Linked DNA regions of Mus musculus: region 1 is linked to region 2. The links are chromatin loops, found by intact Hi-C in ENCODE. Cell type or tissue: left cerebral cortex. All regions are shown on one strand. Links, peaks and the distances in the headings refer to the core of each region. The heading gives the core; the rest is flanking DNA. Region 1 has its middle 21 kb from the start of Gm31096. Region 2 has its middle 6.0 kb from the start of Gm30991.

Region 1 (12,064 bases), core at 5,787-8,286, 100 kb after region 2:
AAGTTATTTGGTTGTGCAGAGCTCTCAGGCTCCTTTTGAAAGAGGCGGTCACTATAAGCACCACCTTGCATTTATTACTAATATGCAGAGAACAGATCCTGAAACTGTTCCTAAGACATCTTCAGAACTGTCTCCTTACATGTTTTGATCATTGGATGTGATCCTTAATAGGAAGTTGGATTGTGTTAGTCAGTTCTATGTTACTGTAAGTTGATGAACATCCTGAGACAATCAACTTTATAAAGATGGAAGGTTTACTACAGCTCAGACATTTAGAGATTTCAGTCCATGGTCAGTTTCCTCATTTCTTTCAGGCCAATAGTGAGGAAAGACTTGTTGGGAATGTGTGTGAGCCAAGCAGCTTACCTTATAGCCAGGAACTGAGCAAGTGAAGACGTGAAGTCTCACTGTTCCCCTTCAAAGGCACACAACCAGGTATTAGAAGATCTTCTACCAGGCTCCACTGTTTAATGCCTCTACCATCCTCCAATAGTGTCAAGCCATGACTAAGTCTTTAACATTGAGGGGACTCTGCAGCTCCAAGTTATAGCAAGAATGTTATTGCTTCTCTATCTGGCATCAGACAATAATCCATTCAACGGGTCATTTAAGACTGGGAGCCATGGCCAAGAGTATAGCTACCGATGTCACTGGGGTTTTAAGCCTTCTACATAAGGGAAGGGAAATGCTCTCAGGCATTTTGTCCAGCGAGCACACTTCTCTATCATTGGCACTTGGATCTCTTGTCTCTCTTCCTCTCCAGCTTTAGCATCCATCCCTTGTTCTTCACAGTTGTGCTACATGAAGAATTCTCCAATGTCATTTTCCTTCACATCCATCCTGGTTCACAGCCCAGCCAGCCATGTGGTAGATTTTCTCTATCTCGAAGTGGTGTCAAGAGGTGACACTAGACTGGACTGTAATAAAATAGGCAAAGGGGACAAAGCAGCACAAACATGGCTGTGAGTGGCTCCTCTCTGACTTTAGAAAAGACACTCAGCTTTTCTGTTTTCTCCAAAGTAACATCTGTAAGGTTTCCAAGGCATAGACAAACTCTAGCCTTACCACTGTTACTGCCTACAATGGGGGAGTGAAGTGCAGTGGTGGATCTCCATGGCCAAGCAGGCAGACTTCCTTCTTAGATGTATTGGTACCCAGAGCTCAGCTCCAGGAATAAGTTCACCATGAGACATCAGTCTCAGGGGGAAAAAAAAAAAAAAAGATGGGCAGAGTCGAACCACAAGGCCTCATTCAAGCTTAGCAGAAAGGATCCCAAGCAAACTGATGATCAGAAATCTCATTCAAACTCTAGGACTCCAGGATCCTAGGACTTGGGTCATCAGAAGTCCCTCTCTTTCACAGAGAAGCATAGCCTGGTCCCACCAGCAGTAAGGATGGATATTAACCCTGGAACCCAGGACAGTGCTTCCCCTCATGGTCAGGGTTGATCATGTAGAGGAACTTGAAATGAGCCCCAACCACACACACCAGCTCAGTGTAAAAAGTAATGCAGGACTCTGATGAGGGTCACACACTTAGCATGGAATTCCCTTGGTCAAAGCCTGAGCAAACATTTTTGGCCTCTGTCCCCAAGAGGAAATTCTCTCTACAACCCAAATTGCTTGTTTATTAGCAAATGTGAATAATGTACAAATGAAGCCACCTGCTCCTGTTGAATTAATTTAGGTTATACTGGGGCTGGGATGGAGTGGCGGATGCTTAGTTAACACAATCATGCAAATTAACACATGCCTGACTTCTAGGCAGACCCCCACTGTCCACAGCAGGGGCCCTAAGGGAAATCAGCCACTAGACCTTAAAGAAACCAATAACCTTTGCCTTATCTGTCCTGACAGTTTCTTGCTGCTTTCTACAGGAGCCTTTAGGGGAGAATATTCAGTATCTTTTTTTTTTCTCACTGCCCAATGATGCAGGAAACACAAAACAAAATTGTGGAAAGTCTAGCTTAACGATTGATGTCCAGCACAGTGTCCCTCTTCTGAGCTGATGATGTTGCTTATGCGTGTCCCCTGGGACTCCTCTCTGAGTGATTGAACAACTCATAATCAGCTGGGTTATTTAGAGCTTCCAAGAAAGCACCTGCCCAGATTCCCTTGGTGAGTGGCTTTTTCCACTATGCAGAGGACAGGAGCAAAGTAGGACATCTTTCCTCAGAGTCACAGGCATGCTAAGTCTCTGCACAGTCAGTGGAGATGAGTGTAGGGAGTGCAAATCGTGTGGAACAGAACTTGAGTCCACATGCTAGCATATATGTGCGCAAGGACAGATATCTGATGGAGTCAGCCTTTTCACTCTATGGTATCAAACAGCTCTACTGGGGTAAGGAGGTGCTGAAGTGGCTGGCCATCCTTGTATTATTGGAAGGGCATCAATGCTGAGTACAACCTGCTGTTACCCCATAGCCTGACAAGTCAATTAAATAGAGTCACAGATGGGAGACATGCACTGTTCTGTCAGCAGTTTTCGGTAGAGGTCTAGAACATGGGAGCTATGCCATGTACATACATGTGCTTCTGTGATCGCCAGGTGTTATGGTGGGCAAGCTTTGTGAACAACATGTTATTTTGACTCAGGATGAGCTAGCCAGGGGGGACGGACTGCAGGTAATATAACAGAGGTACATGGCCCCGCCGTCCTCACCTCTGCCTCTGTATCTTTCTATGGATTCAGGAACACAAGACCACCAAACTGTCAGAAGAAATGGGGGGGGGGGGAGATTAAGGTTGAAAATCCTATTACAGATTTAAAAACATAGGTATAACTACATAGACAATATTCATCTCCTCTCTTGCCTAAATATCATGTGTAAGAATACAAAGTAGCTTCTCACGAAACTTATCAAACAGAAAATACTATGATAAGGACATAATTTTGTTTTAAAGTTTGCATCATAGCTGGGCCTAGTGTCATATGCCTATGATCTCAGCTTCTTGGAAGGCTGAGATGGGAGAATCACAAATTCAAAAGCCGTTTGAACAACTGGATAAGAACTTGTTTCAAAAATTAAATGTTAAAAGGTCTGGGAATGGGTATGGCGAGATGGCATCGTGGGTTAAGGTCCTGGCTGCCAAGCCTGATGACCTAAGTTCAATTCCTTAGAACCACATGGAAGAAGTAAGAACTAATTCTTTCAAGATATCTTCGGCCCTTTACACTTGTACCATGGACTGAGTGTGTGTGTGTGTGCGTGTGTGTGTTTGTGTGTGTGTGTATGCACATACACAGACACACATAAAGTGAATAAATGAATGAATAAATAAATGTAATTATCAAAAGAGGACTGGAGATGCAGTTCAGTGGAAAAGTGCTTATGTAGCGTGCATGGGACCCTAGGTTTGATTCTTAGCAACAAATGCATGTACACACACACACACACACACACACACACACACACACAGAGCTCACACATTCTCTGGGCTTTCACATGTCATACCACATATACGGGAGGCTGCATGTAGTATTAATTAATTTTTGTTAAATACCCCCAAGGGAGCCAACTATACATACAAGCTGCTAAATTGGTGAATTATGTTTGTATGTAGTTCTACTCGGCATGTGTAAACAAACAAACGGATCTAATTTAAAGTTGATGTCCCCAACTGGTAATAGATGTCACCGCATAGTATCCATGGAGGCAGAATGATTTTTTAAACAGTTTTCTGAAATGTTCTGTCCTTCCTCATGGGTAATTTGTCTGTCACTTTCTGACGTTCTTTTGCCCTACTGGCTCCTTGAGCTGCTTCAAAGCCCAAATTTCCCTGCAGGCAAAGGCATAGAACAATAGTTCTGCACGGCAACAGCTGCTTTGTTATGCTTGAGGTAGGAATTGTGTTGATGGGCAATGTAAACTAAACAACTCTCCCGCTGCATTTGAAGAGATCTTGACAGCTCGAGTCTCACAGGTCTCTGTTTTGTTCCTTGAAGAATCCACACTGTGAAGAACTCGTGGTGCAAACATATTGGGTCCCTGGGAAAGTGTCCCTGTCTGGGGACTCACGTGATGGGGATGTATTGCAGCCTAGTTCTGAAGGCTGGAACGCCAGGATCTCGGGGTCAGCAGGGCTGGACTCCTCCAGGGCCTCTCTCTTTGGCTAGTGGGGTGTTCTAGTTGCTTCTCTTGTCTCTTCTCATGGCCATCCCTTGGTGTGTGTCCCTGTGTCCCACTCTCCTCTTATGGCCACAGTGGTCACTTGGGGCTGTGGCTTACCTAGATGACCTTGGTTTACTTGGTTACTTCTTAAAAAAAAAAAAAAAACTTCAAATATAGTCACATTCAAAGTTCTGGGAATTAGGACCTAATATAGGATTTTGTATTTGGATCTGAAATGTCCCCCAAAGGACCTTTTACTTGATATTATTTAACAATGGTGAAAATCCATTAGTTGATATAATGATCTCTCTCTCTCTCTCTCTCTCTCTCTCTCTCTCTCCATGGCTAGGAGACAAGCACCTTACTTTACCAAAGTCTTCCTCATTATATGCTAATTTCACTAAGCCTAAAAACCAACTGACCATAGCCAGAAAGTTTCAAGATTGTAAACCTGAGTAAATCTCTCCCTCTCCCTCCCTCTTCTCTCTCTCTCTCTCTCTCTGTGTGTGTGTGTATGTGTGTGTGTGTGTGAGAGAGAGAGAGAGAGAGAGAGAATGAATATGTGTGTGTTATATTGGAATCCTGTACTTTGAGCATGTCAAGCACATGCCCTACCTAATCATTATATTCCTAATTCCCTTTTTGCTTTATAATTTTATTTGTCACAGGTATTTGTTACAGTACCAAAAAAAGCTAACATACACATTGAGGGACATAATCCAGTCCATAACAGTGGGGCTGGCCCTTGGCATAGGGTATCTGTCCAGTTGATGAAAACCTCCTTTGTAGTTTCCAAACTATGAACTTTATCCCGAAGCTTATATTTTTCATCTTCATTTACTTTCCAAAGCCAGTTTTCAGTTTTCCCCATGGCTGTCTCTGGTGGGATGGGAGAGAACGACCCTGACCTAAAGACCATAAAGAGGTCATATCTGGCCTCCATTCATGCTAGTGATGAAGGAGCTAGAAAATGTTTCACTGAATCAATGGTAAATAACTCCAACCTGAACCAGACTAGCACGCCTGTGTGATGGCTCCCAGGTTCCTAGAACAGGATGGCAACCTGAATTGTCACACAGCTATGTCAAATAGAACACTGTGTGGTGGTGAGAATGTTCATATCTGTCCCACACAGTGGCTACTCACCCTGTATCACTAGAGTATCCATGGGGCTGGATTTCTGATTTTAAGCCATTGCCAAATCAATGGCTATACATGGATAGATGTTATCGTCTTGGACGACATAGTCCAAGGGCAAGGATAAATAGGCACAGCCCTGGTACTTGCCGATTCTGTAGAACTGGGGCACCAGAGCACCACCCCTCCTACGACAGCCACTCTACATCCTCTATTAGCTTGAAGTGGCCTTTGGAGAAAGAAGCTATCACAAACGTTGGCTCAAGTATTCAGTCCCTGCCACTAGCTTCAAGTTGGGGTGCCCATAAAGAGATGGCTTGGTTTATTGCCTTGGATACAAAAGTCTCCAAGAGACCAGATGAGCATAGCTAGGAATGTTCTTAGCCACAGTGGAAAAGTTCCTGACTATGAAAGGTGTGCCTGTGGAAATATTAACCTGGAATATTGGTTGATAGCAATTTTGAGCCCACCATGGACCCCTTTTCAGGAGCTTTGCTGAGAGTGCAAGCTAGAGAACTCGGGGCTTGGGTTAAAATAGATGCAGTCTACGTTCCTTATTCCTTACTCATTGTTTTTAGCATTGCTTCGTAAAGCCCCATACTATGAGCAGTTAAGTTCTGTGGAGAATCAAGTCGCTCTTGCTCACAGTGGTTATCATGCCCCAGGCTCTGGGAAGCTCAGGTAGGCCAACCATTTTTATTTGTTACTTCACAGAGGTAAGCAGGGTAGGAGTTACCCAAGACAATGAAGGTAGCCATTACCTTTCGTCAGGCTAAGTATATAATTTCCCCAGTGATCCTCTGAGTAATAACAAAAACTTATGTGAGGTACATGTAGTGTTATATTCCCTGGGGCTTAATATGGCTCTCAGTAAAATTGATTTTCTGAAATCTTGCAATATACCTCATCAAACTAAATGAAACCTGCACTGCTTTTATAAGAAGTGATTGGATTTCGTGTGATAAATTAACCCTCACCGTCAGAGAGGTGCTGGGGAATAGGATGGTTCATTTCAGCCCCCATAGAGACCGTCCAGGATTTTAATTTTTTTCTACAGGACTTCATTCAATTCCCTCTGGGATTGGAAGGAGGTCTCACCCAACCCAGAATCTCCTAGGATTTAGCCAGCACGGCTGAAAAGAATTTCTGTCTTTATACTAAGGGGTATTGCTGACTTCTGAGGTCAGAGGTGAGAGGTGATGCCACACAGGGAATTTTGGAGAGTTCTTAGGGAAATAGGTCTCGTGAAATGGCAGAAGAGGGCTTTATCCGAGAGCAAGATCACATCTCTCCCCTCTGCAACACAGCCAGCTTTGTTGGGAGGTGTGTGGTACCGCCTTGCCTGCTCTTTAAGCTTTATATATTGTTTGTATATTCATAACACTTCTTGGGTGGCTGAAATCAGCTTTGCAACTCGGAGAGAAAACGCCTGGCTATCTGAAACAGAACATTCTCTCTGTAAATAAGCACGGGAATCGTGCCTTAAGCGACCCAAGGGGGACATCTTCTTTTGGAAGGGAAAAGTAAGTATGATTGGGCTTTGATTCAATCCATCCCTAGGAGACGGTTCCTAGGGTTCCTTTTGCAGCCTGAGAGAAATCACTCCAAGCAAATCCAAGGGAATGACAGGGTCTTCTTCTGTCGGGGTGGTCAGAATCTATTAGGCACAAGAACACAGCTTTCTATGACGATACTGAAATCCAAGGGCTATTGTGCATCATGGGCCCGGGCAATGCATAGCAGCCCTGCTTACTTGGCTGTCCCTTCATGCAGACAGCATGCTGCTCAAAATCTGACTCCCTTCAGTATGGTGGGCTTGATAAGAGCAGGCAGACCTTCTGAGTGTAGAAATAGATGAGGCTCAGTCTGGACAAAGGCCATTGCTTCTGTCCCTGATCTAGCTCGGAGCATGTTGATTCTGGGTCCATATGCACTCATACCATAAGTATATTATGAAGGTCAGAGGTCAACTTTATAGAGTTGGCTCTATCCTTCCAACTTTATGTGGGTTCTGGGGCTCAAACTCTGATCATCAGACCCTGCGAGTGGCTTTACTCACTGAGCTATCTTGCAGCCTCTTTATTTTCTTTATTAAAGTAACAATCAAAACATGGTGACATGCAGTTGTCCTGGTCTGCCTCCCTTCTTATTTGCCTGCATTCTTAGTGCACGACCTGGGTGCTAAACATATGAAGTGCTCAGGGAAACCTGGTTGAAAGAAAAAGAAGATAGAGTTCACTGAGGCCAGCCAAGAGGCAAATGGCTGCCTTTAGCAGTTATGTGGAAGCTAGGGCAGATTCCTATCTGGGTCACAGGGCCAGGTCACCATGTTCCTTCTGTATGGAATCTCTTCCATGTACTGCTGAGGCATGACCATTTTCTATTTGGTTTTGTATTACCCTGTCTAGACCTGGAACGTGAACCTCGGTCCCTGAGCCCTGGCAGGTTTGGTGCAGATCCTAGATTCCCTTGAGATCCAGTTCTCATTTCATCTTAAACAGAGAAAACGGGGGCAGGAGCTTGGACTGTGAAATTCTTGCTTCTTAAGAATGAGGACATGCTGACACCCCTCCTCCACCTCTGAAGGCAGTATAGAAGCATACATTTTTAGTTTCAGCTTGGGGAAGACAGAGATGGATAGATCCCTAAGTTTGCTGGCCAAAGAGTCTACCCTATATATTGAGGTCCCAGCCAGTGAGAGACCCTGGCTCAAAAAAAAAAAATAAAGATAGATAAGACCTGAAGAAGGATTCTTGAGGTCAAACTTTACCCCTCCTCCCAGTGCATACATGTGCACTGTACCTGTACACACACACGCACGTGCATGAAACCCCCCAACACTATAAAATAAAGAAGATAAATCTAGGGAACTGTTGTGACCTAGCGGTTGCAATCTCTTATTGTTTTCCTTTGACCTCAGGATGCTGAAGAATACAGGCATGTGTGTGCATGTGTGCACATGTGTGCACATGTGTGAGAAGGTGGGGGAGTAAACTGGAACACAGTTCCTTTCTTTGTGGTTGCAAAGAGCACCTTCTAAGAGAGCTCTGACCCTTCCATAACATGCTAAATGTTCATTTTTATTTAGTTTCTACTTTCTTCGTATTGCAGCAAGAATCCTGGTTTCCAACTTTCACTTCTATAAATAAGGGCATTTAAGAGAATTGCAGGGTATTTATATCCTCTCTAGCTTCTGTTCTATCTCACAAGAGCACATTATTCCAGGAGATGCCTGTGCTCCCATGTTGCTCCAGAACGTGAAAAAAAGAGGTTTCCTAGCATTGAGGACGACCTAGAGTTGGATGCCCACTGCTGAGACATCACTTGGCCCAGATGTGTCCAGATGGGCTGTGTTGTTGGTCTTTATTGCCTTGATGAGCTGATTTTAGAGACACGCTCAGTGGGCTGTCACCGTGGCTGTGAGACTCTGACAAAGGTCCTCAAGAACCTGTTTCCCAGATCTGCTGTTGCATCTGTAGAATTAACTCCCCCTTTTACTGGCCCCGACCCTGGCTTTGGATGTGTTCTTTTCTGGTTAAACACAATGAAGGAAGACCATCACTCGGAAAGCAGCCCTTCCTGCAAGTTCATCTGAGCTACTGTTTTTGAAGGAAGGATAGGGTCTGTATGTCTCCTGTTGGAGCAGGTCATGTGTCTGAAGGAAGAGCAGCTGAGAGCAGGAACCACTGTCCTTGGTCCTGAATTCAAACGTCCTGTCGGATGGAATGCTGAGACTCCAACTCCGGGGGAACTCCCAGGAAAGGCATGTCCACCCCGAAGGAAGGGCAGAGACGGCAGACAATGAGGGAGGTCCAAAGAGGTATCAGTGGAGAAAACATTTTTTAAGACAATATAAAGGTTTTGATTTGACAGACCTCATAGTTTCTCTTTCTAAAGAGCGAAGTTTAAAATGAAAAAATACAGTTTCAGCTTTGCTGTTGAAGAAATACAGCTGTGACTTAAGCTGTACAGTGTGGCGTATGTTATATAATATTTGCTAAGTTTGTGTATATTTGTCACAAATCTAGGTACAAATAGATTTTCTGGGGTGTGTGTGAGGGTGTCACAGGTAAGTGTGCCCCACCCCATCCATTGGGCTCTATTAACCCAAGTCAGCAATGGTTGAAGACTCCCCTTGTGTTGGTTGGTGTGACTTGCTGCAAACACAATGTTTACCAATCAGTGCCAATTCTTAGCCATATTAAGAGCTTCAGCCATGCTATATATGTCCTCTGAGATATGAACTCTCTGTTCCCTTCTGTTCCAGTAAAGCCTCCACGTAAGTTTCTGAAAGTATCTTTCATTTCACCATAATCTCTTAGTCTTGGAAAGGGCTCCTCATGAAAGACAGAAGACAAGAATAGCACCCAGAAGTCTCATGCCACACTGACAGCCTGAGGGATTTCTGAGAACAGTGGTTTTTTTGTTTGTTTGTTTGTTTGTTTGTTTTTGTTTTGTTGTTGTTTTTTCAGATGGAAACCCAAACTGAAGGCATTTTCAGGTCCCTGGCAGCTATCTACACCTTGATGTTTCTATGCAAGGAGATGCAGGGAGCCCTGTTTACAACTAGTGTGGAATGTAAAGGCAAACCATTTTACTGCTATGCCTATTTCTGGTTAATTGTGAAAATTATTCCTTTTAGCCACAAGTAAAACCTTTGAGATTTTTCTTCTTACTTCTCTGTATGTCTGGGGAGGCAGGCATCAGTAAACAGTCATGCCCCATTTTGTTTCTAGTAAATGAATTATCATCATAATAATTACCAGTCAAAACATCTGGTTTGGGCACAGATTGATCCAGAAACTTCTCAGTGTAAAATGTGAGCTTTCTTTTTATTTCTAACCTGGCTTGGCTTTGCAGCTCCTTGGACTCACTGCCATACTCTTTGAGCACATACCCTTGGAAGTTGGTATTGTATCTGTTTCAAATTTGGATGATCTATCTTAAGAGACAACTATTGTTGTACACAGTACCATTTTTGTGTGTCTTTACTGCTTTGTAAAGCAGTAAATACAGATACAGATACAATACCAACTTCCAAGGGTATGTGCTCAAAGAGTATGGCAGTGAGTCCAAGGAGCTGCAAAGCCAAGCCAGGTTAGAAATTAAAAAGAAAGCTCACATTTGTTTCTAGCAAAACCATATTTACAAACCTGGAGTTTGGTTGCTCATATCTGTCTCTTGCTTCTCTCCATAAAGCCTCCTAGGAGAGCCACCCGGGCCACTTTGGCATTTATTAGGATGCTTCTGTGAGAGATTCCTGTCTAGGATGTGATAGGGTGAGTGTATGGTGGGGCTTGATAGGACAGTTTTCCAGAAGTTTGAGCCTTGAGCCACCTTTATGTCAGAGAGTGCGTGAACATGCACCCCCTCACACACACCCTTAACAAAACAGACAAAGGAACCATTCCCCAGCCTATTGTACTTGACTCGGTTGCACCAGACTTCGTAGGAAATCTTCCCAAAGCACACCGAGACTCGTGAGCAACTCAAAATATATGGATATTTGGCAAAGCCAATAACCTTAGCTCTAGAACTTTTGTCCTGATCCATGGGTCTGACTTAAAATCCTGGAATTTGCTTAGCATAACTTACGCTTACGCTGATGCAGGTGTTCCCGGCATCGTACACTGAGAGCTGGTTAAGCGAGAAGCTGTGCTGAAGCCCAACGAGTCAGCCAGAGAAAGGAGGTTAGCATGACCCGCTTGCTGACACACACAGAGTTTATGGGTCACAGAGCAGGAGATTTGGCCATATCATTAGGAAATGCTCAACCTTCACCGTGGCAGTTTGTCAGATAAATCTGGGAAGTAAACAACTGGGGAGGGCGGGTGGTTTTCATTCTAGATTTCGTTGGAGCCCCAGGCCTCCTGGAGGAGCCCAGGAGAGCAGTTCAAGGCCTGCCTGCCCACTTCAAAGAGGCTCAGCTTCCATCTCTTGCCTACTCAAACATCACAAAAGGGTTGCTTTTTGAAACCTGGATCTGATGCTTAAAATGGAGACAAAACAAAGACAAACATTAGACTGGATGTTCTATAAGGATGCTCTCGGCACTGAGATTTCAAGATCACTTTTTTTTTTTTTTTTTTAGTGGCTTGCTGAGGAAAACACATTTTCCTCTCTTTAAAACAGACTTGTGTAAGACTACATCAACTCTTTTGTGTGTCAGAGCTGTCTTACAAAATGCTAATTTAACATTTGCAGTTTAAAAATAAGTCAAGGAGAGAAGTTCCCTTTGGCCCATAAGGAGCATATATAAACTTTAGAATGCTTCTATCAAACAGAAGTTTGGGTTTTCCCAGGCTGGGAGGTTTTAGGAATAGATAGCAGCAATAGACGGATCCCTAACACTCTTAGGATCTTGCCCTGAGAAAAGCAGTAGGGGCGGATAAGGCGGGGCTGTGAGCAAGCCGACAAGGATGGTGTCGGAGTTTGGAATCTATATGGCCTTATATCTCCTGCCTGGGCTCTTCCATATTAATGAAGGGCAATTAAGAGTTCATTGCTCATTGAGAATATCTGGCGCAGAACTGTTTTTCTGTCTTACCACACAGACACCTCATCCTTCCAGAGGGAGAGGACTAGTCTAGAGACCACTTATTCAGGGTTGAGTTGAGGCAGCTAGGCAAAGGCAGTATACTCCCTAGAGACACAAAGAGCTGTGACTAAGTACAGCCCATGTTAGGAAGTATTTTGAGAACCCATAAGTTGCCACAGCAAAGTACTACTGACCATGTGGTTCAAAGAACAGAAGTTTATCTTCTCATCATTTGCAGGGCAAGCAGACTAAGATGAGGCTACTCTCGTCTGATACCC
Region 2 (12,064 bases), core at 5,601-8,100:
ACAGTTTTAGGTCCGGCATGGTGATTCCACCAGAGGTTCTTTTATCCTTGAGAAGAGTTTTTGCTATCCTCGGTTTTTTGTTATTCCAGATGAATCTGCCGATTGCCCTTTCTAATTCGTTGAAGAATTGAGTTGGAATTTTGATGGGGATTGCATTGAATCTGTAGATTGCTTTTGGCAAGATGCCCATTTTTACAATGTTGCAATATCTCACTTTCAACTGAAACAAATCAGTGAGCCCATAATTTGCTCGCTCTGCGAGGTCCAGTGGCATTCCCTCACCTCAAACTCTATCTCCATTCAACTCCCTATCTCCATTCAACTCCCTATATAAATATGGCCACCATGCCACCTTGCTTTGTCCTTGAGGCTGGTGCATACATCTTAAGCTGCAATCGCGAATTCCAGCCTGTGTGACATTTAAACCCATTAGAAAGGTCCCTTTGATTACTATGAAGTCTTATCAGGCAACCCTCCTGAGTTTCTCACAGGACATGGAACCATAGATGTTCACACTGACTGCAGTTTCAGTGATATTTTTAAGCCAGGCCAGGAAGATAATTTCCCCCTTTGCTATTTTTGCTTCAAAAAGACTCCAGCTTAAAATGGTGGATGACACCAGGAGGTGAAAGCCCAACTTGGCAGAACAAGAGTCTAATGAGGGTGTCCAAGGTCTAGGAGGAAGAGAGGTGTCGAGGGAGGATTGCTTCCCTCCACCTCTCTTGAGGAAGCTGACACCCTCCTATCTTATTCCCACACACTCCTTTCCCCACACTTGGGGGACTTCTGTTTTCATTGTGTTTATCTGGGGCAGACCTTGTTATAGAGACTTGATGATCTCTTGTTCACAGAGAACTATGACTCTCCTGGGTTTGGATCTGGACTTGGATGCAGGAGAGAGCTGAACTGAGATCAGCATAGGCTACCACTGGCTGATACCTTTCCTGTTTGCTGTCCTCCAGCCATCCTTGTGTGCTAGTCCCAACCTACATATCAGTAGGTTGCTCCTTCTCACCAACGAAAGCTTCAGAAGCCTGGTGTGGCTGGGACTGTGCAGAGGACATAATAGGAAAAATAGGATCTGGAATGCCAGGCTTAGATCCTTGCAATCACATCTACTCTCTGGGTAACTTTGACCAAGGCATGTAGTCACCCCTTCCCCACCCAGGGTTAGGTTTCTCCCATCTACACAAATGGAAATAGAAGCACCTACCTCCTTGGACGACCTCGTGAGGAATGAGACACTGTAAGGAATACACTTAGCTCCGGGTCTGCGTTTGCTATCCTCATAAGACATATGTTCCATGGGCAGGAGCTACCTGCATCAGCTGAGAACTGATGGAAAACCACACATTCCTATCTGCCTCATCTGGCTCTATATTCTCCACAGAGACCCAGCCGCTGAAGCTCCCGGGACAGTCACTCAAACAGTCATGTGGAACAGACCACAGGCCATAGATCAGATCCTTCCTTCATGCTTGTGTTCACAGAATCACACGGCTGGCAGGCTCGTCTCAGAGTGAGAAAAGACTGCATCGCTATGATCTATACACACCCCTATGTGGATTAAGAAGCCAGCCAACAGCTCCTTGCCAAAGAAAGAGCTGAGCCATTTTCTTTAAGGATATATTTAGACCTGACACGGGACTTCAGTCTTTGCAGAGCTGAGGGACCCGGGTCTGACATCACAGACTTCCCACCATAGCTGTCATTTTGACAGGTGAGTGCAGGCAACTTTCAGAAAGCCTTGTTAATCTTGAGGTGAAATAGCGGGACTGACACTTGTGGTGATGCTCCACAATAAGGCCATTCAAATCACTTTCATGAGGGTGTGGATGGAAATGGAGTCTGATGTCTTCTGTACATGTCGCCACTGGATCACATTTAATACTTGTTTTGTGCCCATCTCTCATTTGGTGCCTTATTCTTTGGATACCAACACATGGTGCCTATTAATCCCATGGACAGGGAAGATGGAATTAAGGGAGACTCAACCGCTAAAGGAAGAACTTTCCATGGATCCAGAGACTGGCTAGAGTTTTTTTGGAGCAAACATTACCAGAGGGATGTTGAGTACAGTTGTTAGTCCACACTTTCCTATCTCTTTAGCCTACCCTATACAGCACTGAATATCTGGAGATGAATTTCATGGAAAGTGAAAACAGAAAAGCCAATCCCATATCTGGCATTTTTACAAGAAGACAAACAACTAGCTATTTCTTGCAGTTTGGGAAGCAGGTAACTTTTCTTTTTGATTTTTATCCTTGGCACTGACAGCAGTGTTGGATTAGGACCACACTCAGAGTCAGATTTGTTCTCCGTTACCAGTCTTGTTTCTTCATGAGTCACACTGGCCATGCAGCCCAGAGATGCTGGACCAGGTCTTTGCTCTGTCTTCTCTTTGTTTACCTGCTCACAGGGCAGGTGGTGGCTTCTTCTTCACTCCAGTGTCCTTTGGAAAACTACAGCACCTGCAGGGCAGAACATAGGCACGTCTCCGCCTTTCAAGTCTCGGTTCTCCAAACCTTTCTTCCGAGAACCGCAGGTTTCCAGCTGCCATAAGGCGCTGACTTGCTTGATTTCAGCAGGAATCCTACACATCTACAATACATTACTGTTGTTGTTGCATATGCTTAAGACACACCCAGAGCTGGAACTCAGTGGAAATGCATGACCCATGCCACCTGTCTGCTGTATCTGTGACTCAAATCTCTGTGCATGTGGGAATATGTCTACATTTGCCTTAGTCAAAAGCACGTATGGACCATGCACCCTTCGTTAGCCTCTCTTGTCACAAGCACCAAAAGTGAGGAATCCCTGCTTTTTAAAAAAATAAATAAATAAAAGGCTTGGAGATGGCTCAGTGGGTGAAGACATTTGCCCCCATGCCTGATGACCTCCTTTGGATTTCTTGAACCACCATGGTGGAAGGAGGGAGAGTGATTCTAGCCAAGTTTCCCTCTGACCCATACATATCCACTGTGGCATCCAGGCATACATACAAACATACAGAATAAATAAACAAATGTAATACAATTCTTTTAAGTTTTAAGTGTTTATAAAATTAATAATTAAAGAAACAAGAACAAAACCAAAACCCTTTCAACCCTGCCAACACCTAAGGAGAGTGCTAATGGCCGAATCCCCTGAAGCCTCCCCCTCTGGGCATCACTTCATGCGTTGGTTCTTTGAGCTACAATCAGTCTTGCTTTCTCATCCTTCATCTCTTCACCATAATGCATGGTGTTCCCTGCCAGTTTTCACTTCCTCTATCATCCATCCATCTCTATCTTCTAGCTCTTCTCTATATTTCCATCTGTCTGTCTTTATACATCTCCATACCTGCCAACGAGAGTCACGAGAAGGAAAGAGCCCTTGTGAGTTTAATGCACTGCCTGGATACTGCAGTGCCCACCTAACACCTGAGGTGACACATTCTATCCTTGCCTAGACCTCCCAAAGAGCGTTTTATTAGATTTTCTAACCTTCTGGGAAGGGATTTGGGAGAGAAAACAATGCCAATTTCTAGAGTGTTCCAGACACGATGGGCCTCTTCCGAGAGGCTGAAATCTTTCACTGGCTGCTGCTGAGCACTGCACATGGTTTGAGGACCCTGGAGGTGCTCAGGGGGTTCAGAGATGAAAAGGTCATAGCTGTGACTTCTAAAATTGACCAGTAAGTGTAATGGATGAAGAACCAAGCTGAAGACACCTGCAGACTAGTGAAATTTGACCAGTCAGGTTGTAGACTGGCCTAGAAAAAGAAGTGTGTGTCAGGAAGGCTTTGTGTCAGTGACACACAGTCTGAACCTACTAACTTATAAGGAAGGCTTTGTGTCAGTGACACACAGTCTGAACCTACTAACTTATAAGGAAGGCTTTGTGTCAGTGACACACAGTCTGAACCTACTAACTTATAAGAAGAGTTTATTTCAGCTCAGGGTTTCAGGGGTTTCTGTTCCCTGCTGGTTGGATCACTTGCTTTGGGCCTTGTGGTGAGGGCCACATGGTAGAGTAAAGCTAAGAAGGAAAGAGGCAGGACCTGGGCTTCAACATGCCCCTCAAGGAACCCCCCAAAACTTAACTTCTTCTCAATTGGGTCCAACATGACCTTCAAGGACACACCCCCAGTGACATAACTTCCTCCTGCTGGATGTCTCCCATACTAGTTCAGCTACTTTCTTTTCTTTTTTCTTTTTCTTTGTTTTGCAAAGGATCCCCTATTTATTAGCAGGATTTTTTTTTTCCTAAAAACACAAACATGAGACCTGAGCATGGTACCCAGAGTGACTCGGCCCTTCGGATGGGGAGACACCAGGACATAAGCTGTGGGGCTTTCCTTTCACCCCAAGTTTTAGCTTCCTCACTCACTCCGGGGCTCCCACACTACCCATGACAAGGAAAGGAAACCACTAAGATTCCCAAGCACAGGAAGGTCACAACCACCTTAAGGCTGCTGATGCTGACTGCCCCATGTTTCAGTCTGTAACTCTAGCGTATCAGAACCCACCGTCAGACAGCTGCTCCACTGACCCTCGCTGTCCTGACCAGCTAGCCTCCAGCCGGGCTTCTGCACACCACAGAGCATGTGCGCTAACGTCCACTTGCAGTGTCTGTGTTCAAGTATAAAGTTTCGTTCAGGACAGACCACGTCACTATAGTGCTTAAAACTCTGTAGTATCTACTAGGGTCACACTCTTCGACAGGTTTCAAAGGTGGCACAATCCATGAGCAAGTACTGGCAACTGTCCCACACCACCAGACTTGTTCTCCATCCAATATGACACCACCACAGTCAAGGCTAAAATCTCACATCAGTAATGACATGGCCAGACTTTCAATAACTGGGCCTTTGAGGACATTGACTCAAGTCCCAATACAGGGAAAGGCAGGCCACTCTGTCTGAGCAATGTGACTAGGGGTCAGAGAAAAGCTAGGAGGTCAGGGAGGAAGAAAAACTGGCAAAATGGGAAGGGAAATTAATAGCTTCCTCTAGATCATGAACTTGTCTTTCATCTTTATGATTGGATTCTTGGGTTCCAGAACAGTGTCTGGAACATGTCAGATGTTCAAGAAACTAGTGACTGGATTTTCTTTTCTTTCCTTCTTTTCCTTTTTTTCTCTTTGGACTGGCCACTTGCTGAAAGGAATCCTGCCCCAGCCCCTCTATACTGCCCCCCCCCATGGCATTAGGCAGGTATATCTTGGGAATTTGGACCATCTGTTTGGGGCTCCATGGAAAGAGTACACCAGATGGATCCCAGGTCTATTTTGGTCTTCACTTTGCATGTTTCCTCCTTCCCTGCATCCCATGCAGATGGATACTGTCAGGTTATTTATAGCAGGAGTTTACATACAATAATGGAACAGTTGTCCTAATCCCAATGCCAATCGGATAACTTTGGTTTTGCATTCTTCAGAGGACCTGCGTCAATCACGGTATTAATACACGTGGTACTGAGACTGCTTCCCTGTAGGATCTAAGGCCATTGGATTAGATCGCCTTCCCTGAGTCGGCTCTCTCCTTGATGTGGAACTCAGTCATTTTGTGTGCAGCATTCCCTGTGGGCTTTAGGAACAGCCCATCCACAGATGTAGACACTGTAAATAAAATGAAGTTCTGGAAAACTGAACTCAGTGGGATATTAAATAATTAATACACATAGACAAGAATGCAAAGTTGGTTCTTCATACAAAGGCAATTATAATTTGGTGATTTATACTAATGGATAATTTAAGACATTTCATTCATCCATTGTGGGTTGGTCCTGTTGCTATTGGGTTTGTGGAGAGGGAGCTCATCATGGTGGGCGTTTATAGCAGACTAACATGTACTTAGGGTCTGCCCTAAACATTAATGTGCATTCATGTGATGCAGTAGTATACAGCTATGAAAAGGTGCATACCAGGCAATATTTAATAGTATGAAAATGGCTACCATACACAATGAAAAATTTTAGGCTGTTTCATATGCACAAATGCATACATATGATTTAATCTTAATTGTTAATGCCCAGATAAGAAGACAGAAATCGAAAGACTGTGGGTGGCATATTTATTGTTCCTAATTTTCTGTTTTCAACAATATTTTTATAGTAAACATTTAGTATTTTTTTCTTTTTTTTTTCTTTCTTTTTTTTTTTTTTTTTTTTTTTTTGCCTAATCTAGAAAGAAATCTGTCATGGATGCTGTTTTAAAGAGTAGTCCTCCTGGTGTCTTCCAGGGTAGAGGTTTTATATCTGAATTAATACTAGAGACTAGCTAAAGGCAATCCACTATTGAAAAGGGAAAATACAAAGTTGGTAGTGCTGGTCTGTAAAGCAGGTATTTTAAAGGCCACTCTTAATTTAATCTCAAAAGGAAAAAGACAGATAGTGTTTTCTCTTCAGAGCTTTATCAATCAGGTTTGAACATGATCCAAGCATCTTGAATGTGCCCTAAAGCACGCCTATAAAGAGACACACATATGGGCAGAACACGAACTCTCCAGATTCTGGAAATTGCTAGTGTTTTAAGGTTGGTCATCTAATAAGTTTCTCTAGGAACTGAGCCCAACCAATGGCAGTGAAGGAATAACAGGACAGTTTTGGGGAGAGGCAGTTCCTGGAACAAGCCGAGGCCAGACTTCTGCTCAAACTCATGCTTTCTGCAGTCTCAAGCTTCTTCGCAATTCAGGTGTTTGCAGAAGCCTCTGCATGGCGCACAGCCTTATGTGCGAATCCTTGGTTAAACACGCTCATTTTCCGAAGCCTCAGGGAGACCGTGTGACTCACCTCTACTGTCTTGACTTGAGCAGTGCAGCTATAAGGGTTATACAGTGGGTTGCAATGATCAGCAGATGTATTTCTTTTCCCTGGTTCACATCCCCCTGACAGTGTCATCTGCCCAGATGCAGCATCTCTGAAGCCAGCCGCATTGCACACACTATTTTTAACCAGAAGAAGAGCCATATCTAACATAGTCTATGATGGCACTGTAATTAAAATGTCTTACATAGTCAGGAAGTCCAATAAATAAAGGACAGCAACTGTTATATTTCAGGATAAAGAAGTGCCAGGATGTAGATCCGATTTAAAATCCACCTACTGATCCATGTCCTCAAAACTCAACCCTGCAAGTGAGAAATAACTAGCAGTTTTCTTTGCAAAGAAACAGGGTTGGGGGAGTTAGACAGCCTGGGGGTGAGAAACATAGAATGTAACTTACCTGAAACCAACTGCTGACTGGGGGCAGTCAGGTACTAAAGACAGAGCCTATCTGGAATGACCTGACTCCCACCCCTTTGGTTCTCTCTCTCTCTCTCTCTCTCTCTCTCTCTCTCTCTCTCTCTCTCTCTCTCTCTCTCTCTCTGTGTGTGTGTGTGTGTGTGTGTGTGTGTGATATCACCACCAACAAAGAGAACATGCTTTCCTTAGCTCTCCACACTCTGCTTCCTGCCAGTTTGCATTGTACCATAGGGTTCTGTCACTGTGAATCTGGGGACATTGGGGACATTCTGGAGGCTCTTGGTTTTATAGTGCTGTTTAGAATTGGCTCCAGGGAAATTTTTGTTCCTCTAAATTATTTGGTATAGCTGTTAGAAATATATGTATCTTTTTGGCCCTATGCAGTATCTCACTTTCCAGTGGACAGAATGTGGTAGGAACCTTTCCCATAAAAAGAGAGACAAGAAAATCCAATTTGAGGCAAAATTCCAAGAAGACAAGAAAACATCACTGATGCTGTTCCCTGCTTTGATTTGAAGGACTCCTGTACTGCTATCTTTATGCATGGGTGACAGTTGCTGCACCTCTGACAATGATCAATGGGAAATTGGGCACACACTGTAATTTCAGCACTTGGGATGCTTGAGATTTGGGTAGGAATCTGGGGTACACAGTGAGTTCCAGGCCAGCCTGGGATACATAGAGACGCCCTGTCTAAAAACAGAAGCAAAAATACCAAGGTGTCATTGCACTGTCAGATTCTCTGTGTCCTTTGTAAGTTTTAATCTCTTTGATGTATAAGTTTCACATAAACATGTCAAGCCTTCTACTACTCTGAAGAAAACAAAACAAGTTGTCAATCCTCCCTTGTAATTCTGCCAGATTTGGTTTATATATTTGATGCTTCTTTACGAGTTTATACAAGATCCAAGTTATTTCCCCCCAGTCAGTGAAATGCGTCATGATTATTATAAACTAACAATCATAATAATTAACATTACCATTCATGTTAAATATTAACATTATTTAAACATCAGCTCCCCGATAGAGGAGCTATGGCCTCTTGGATGGAGTCCATGCAGAGTTTGTTTGGTTTTACAGTCTGCTCACCTAACACGTTGCCTGGCATATAGATGTGTTTGTTGATTCAAAAACACAATTCCCAACTCAAAGAGACAGTTTATTCTGAAGCTAAATATGAGGCACCGTGACCCAGGAAGACAATTTAGATTACTTCAAATTCCATGGTCTATCATGGCAAGTAAGCATCTGATGAAGGGTTCACGGTAAGAGAATGTGAAGGCCATAAAGACAGTTTTAAAATACAATGGCAGAAACACCAGGCAGGAGGGTTACAAATGTGTGCCCTGTGACCAACAGCTTTATGGGTCCCAGCTCCAGAGCGCTTATAACTACTCTTCTCTATGAGTTCCTGTGAGTTCAATTGTTTTAGACGCTGCATGGGTGTGAAGCAGGTAATGTTTGTATTGTGGAGACTGGCTTTTATCACACAACGTTATTATGCCCTTCAGTCTCGTTCATATTTTCACAAGTTGCAAGGATTTCATATACACACATACACACACACACATACACACCCACACAATCTTAATGTATATGTGTTTGTAGAACGAGGGTGTCCACTCAGGTGTTGGCTTTGCCTTACCTTGCTCCTTGTTTGACAGGGTCTTTTACTGTTTGTGTTGTACAGGCCAGGGTAGCTGGCCTGTGGGCTCCAGCATCCTTTTGTTTCCACATGCCATCTTGACAAAGCAGCATGGAGAGTCCATAAGTGTCTGACTGCTGCACCAGGCTCTGAGTGAGCTATGGGGATCGGAGTTCATGTCATGCTTGCACGGCAATCATTTCAGTCACAGAAACACCTCCTCAGCCCTTGCATTCCTCTTTTTCAAGGATGAATAACTTTCTACCATTCACTGGGGGTGGGGGTGGGGGAGGCTGGAAGCAGCCATTCCAGAACAGCAGTAGTGAAAATGGCTGTGTTCCTGGCATAAAAGCTCACTCATAGTGTGGTTCTGCTTTCTGCCTCTCTGCTGGGTGTATGAAAAGCTCTTGGGCAGACTAAACCAGTGCTGGGGTACATTCTGTCCTCACCACCATTGCCATGGGGGTGAGAAGTAGTGGAGTATAGCCTAAGATGGGGGCCCCAGCCCGGGGAGGCGGGGGAGAAAGGATGGCAGAGCAGGCTGAGGCCGAGGAGGCAGGGGTTCCCAAACCACACGGATTCCAGCTTAGCTCAACTGAGTGTCTGAGTCCAGAGGGCAGAGGAGCCTTCTGCAGCTTAGTTTCTGTATGATGGAGACTTAGGCAGCTCGGGTCTGTATGATGAAGGCTTCCCTCTATGGCAGTTCTTGATGACAGAGATAGTCTTTGCTTGTCCAAACTGTTTATTCATTGTTCATTGTGGAAAATGGGTAATTCGACTTACTCAGAGTGGACCAGAGGTCAAATACCTTTTGCAGGAAGGAATGTCTGAGAAGGGAGGCTTATTGGATAAACCCTCAGGGCCCATCTAGATATTTAATTAGCATGGAGAACTCTGTGTTCTATGCTATCTAGCTGTCAAGATCCCCATGTGGGGTGTTGTGGTCACATGCTCTAGGACAGGACTGGCTCAGGAGTAGTTGAAACGCCTACCATTCTCAGTTATGAGGATTCACTGGGGTTTCTGAATCCACTCAACCTTCCCAGTTTTTGTCTGGTGATACAATTCCACTTGTCCCACAACACAGGCCAATATAGCTCTGCTTGTACTATATTCATCCTTTGTAAGATTGTTCATTGACCGAATAATCCTGGAGTGGACCTGGGAGACAGCAACTCTCCTTTCAGCGTGCACTTAGTAGTGGGGTTGCTGGATTCCATGGCAATCATGCTTTACAAATTTTGAGGCAGGTCCATACAGTTGCCACAGTGGATATCACCCTGATGAAGAACAGCTATATATCAGATGAAATCACTAGAGCTCTCTACCTCTGTAATTTTTGGTGACTTTATTGAAAGCTAGTTGACTGTGTATGAACTGTTTGCTTCTGGAATTTCTAGTTGGTTCCACTGGTCCATTTTTCTTTGATAGTCGCATATAATTTTGATTACTATAGCTTTGTAATATATTTTGAAGCCAAGAATCGTGATACCTTCAGCTTTCCTTTTTCTGCATGCTGTCACTTCCAACTACCAGGGCTCCTTTCACGTGAGTTCTTTTGTGGTTTTGGCTTGTTTTTTTTTTTTGTTTGTTTGTTTGTTTGTTTGTTTGTTTTTTTCTATCTTGCAGAACTTCATTGGGATTTTGATAGGGACCACAGCATTACTTCTTTCAGTCTCAGCATCTGCAATAGCTTCCTGTTTATGCCTTCAGTTGATCTCATTAATGTTTTATAGTCTTCAGTGTAAAGGCCTTCATTTCCTTGATCAAATTTATCCCTAGAACTTCATTCTTTTTGATGCTGTTGTTTGTTTCTTTATCATATTAACTTTTCTTTCTGGGACAATTCTCTCTTCCTCCCCAAAGTATATCCTTTACATTTTTTTTAATTTAAATTTTTGGGAAAAGGTCTGTCTTAGTTACTGTTCTATTGCTGTGAAGAGACACCATGACCAAAGCAAGTGGCAGAAGGAAACATCTAACTTGGGGCTTGCTTACAGTTTCAGAGTGTTAGTATACAGCTGTCATGGTGGGAAGCAGGGCTGTGGGCAGGAAGGTATTGCGCACTAGAGCTGTAGCTGAGAGCTTACGTCATCAACTGCAGACAGGAGACAGAAAGACAGAGAGGTAGAGGAGAGTGGGCCTGGTATGGTCTTTTGAAATCTCAATCCCACCCTCAAGGGCACATCTCCTCTAATAAGGCCAACATCCTAATAAGAATTAAATAGTCTACCAACCAGGAGTCAAATATTCAGATATATTAGCCCATAGGAGCTATTCTCATTCAATCCATAACAGAGTCCAACCTGGGCTCAAACGGTAACCAGGAAAGACCTTACATTTCTGACCTCCTGCATCTACTTCCCACAAGCTGGGACTATAGCTGTGAACTGCCACACCTGTTTTATTTCGTGCTGGGGATGAAACCCAGGGTGTTGTGCATGTGAGTCAAGCACTCTACCAATTGAGCTATGTTATCAGTCTCCAAAGTATATCTTTTAAAGTTCCTTTTATGATAGCTTGTTGGTGACAAACTCTATCAGATTTTATGTATCTGATAGAATTTAATATGTCTTGGAAAGAGGTAAACAGGGTTTTCTGGTACTAGAAATAAGAGACACAATGGGAGAAGTAGGGGTCCAGGAGAGTTTCTAGCAGTGTCACTCATGGGGGCGGGTAGGCATGGATGACATAACAGGAAACAACATAAAGTGGTGCCGCCAAGTACTGCTCACCTGGAACACATGCTCCCTAGTGCATCCCTCGACCAAGCTGAGTCCTGGTTCCTATGACCTTTCTGAACCAATGGCAGCTGAGTCCTGGGTCATGTGACCTTCCTGAGCCAATGGCAGTTGTGTTTATTCATTCACCAGTTCTTCATTGAAAATTTCCGAATCTTCAGTTTTACATTTATTCATTATCTAGTTTATCAGCTAAGCATTTTTTTCTTCTTATAAAGCCTGAACAGAAGTTCCTGGGAAGAAGAACCGCACCTTCCACTGAGCCTTCTGCAAGGCTGATTGACTGGTGAGACCTTCAGTATTGAGTAGAAGTGGAGATATTGCAAACGTTGGGTCAAATTATCTTGGACTCGTCTTTAGCCTCCATTAATAGCCATTCATTGGCCTGCTCAGTATGTGACCTAACATCTTGGTGACTATTCATTACGTAAATCATTTGGAACGTTGAAACAG

Evidence for each region. A loop is a pair of places that touch in the nucleus more often than their neighbours do. Peaks named below come from ENCODE experiments on the same cell type or tissue, not always from the same donor. Only the 100,000 strongest peaks of a DNase experiment are listed, where the experiment ranks them.
Region 1: it touches region 2 in a loop (9-fold over the local background); 4 of 42 quality-filtered maps call a loop at or near these places.

Annotation. Positions count from the first base shown.
Region 1 is chr3:85,136,827-85,148,890 of GRCm38, forward strand. No RefSeq gene overlaps it. Among named protein-coding and RNA genes, the nearest start is that of Gm31096, 21 kb to the left of the region's middle. In left cerebral cortex, for the core only: no CTCF peak of the experiment used is centred there; DNase peaks (open chromatin) are centred at 6,817 and 7,794; H3K27ac peaks cover 2,430 bases.
Region 2 is chr3:85,037,064-85,049,127 of GRCm38, forward strand. No RefSeq gene overlaps it. Among named protein-coding and RNA genes, the nearest start is that of Gm30991, 6.0 kb to the right of the region's middle. In left cerebral cortex, for the core only: no CTCF peak of the experiment used is centred there; DNase peaks (open chromatin) are centred at 6,921 and 7,462; H3K27ac peaks cover 2,211 bases.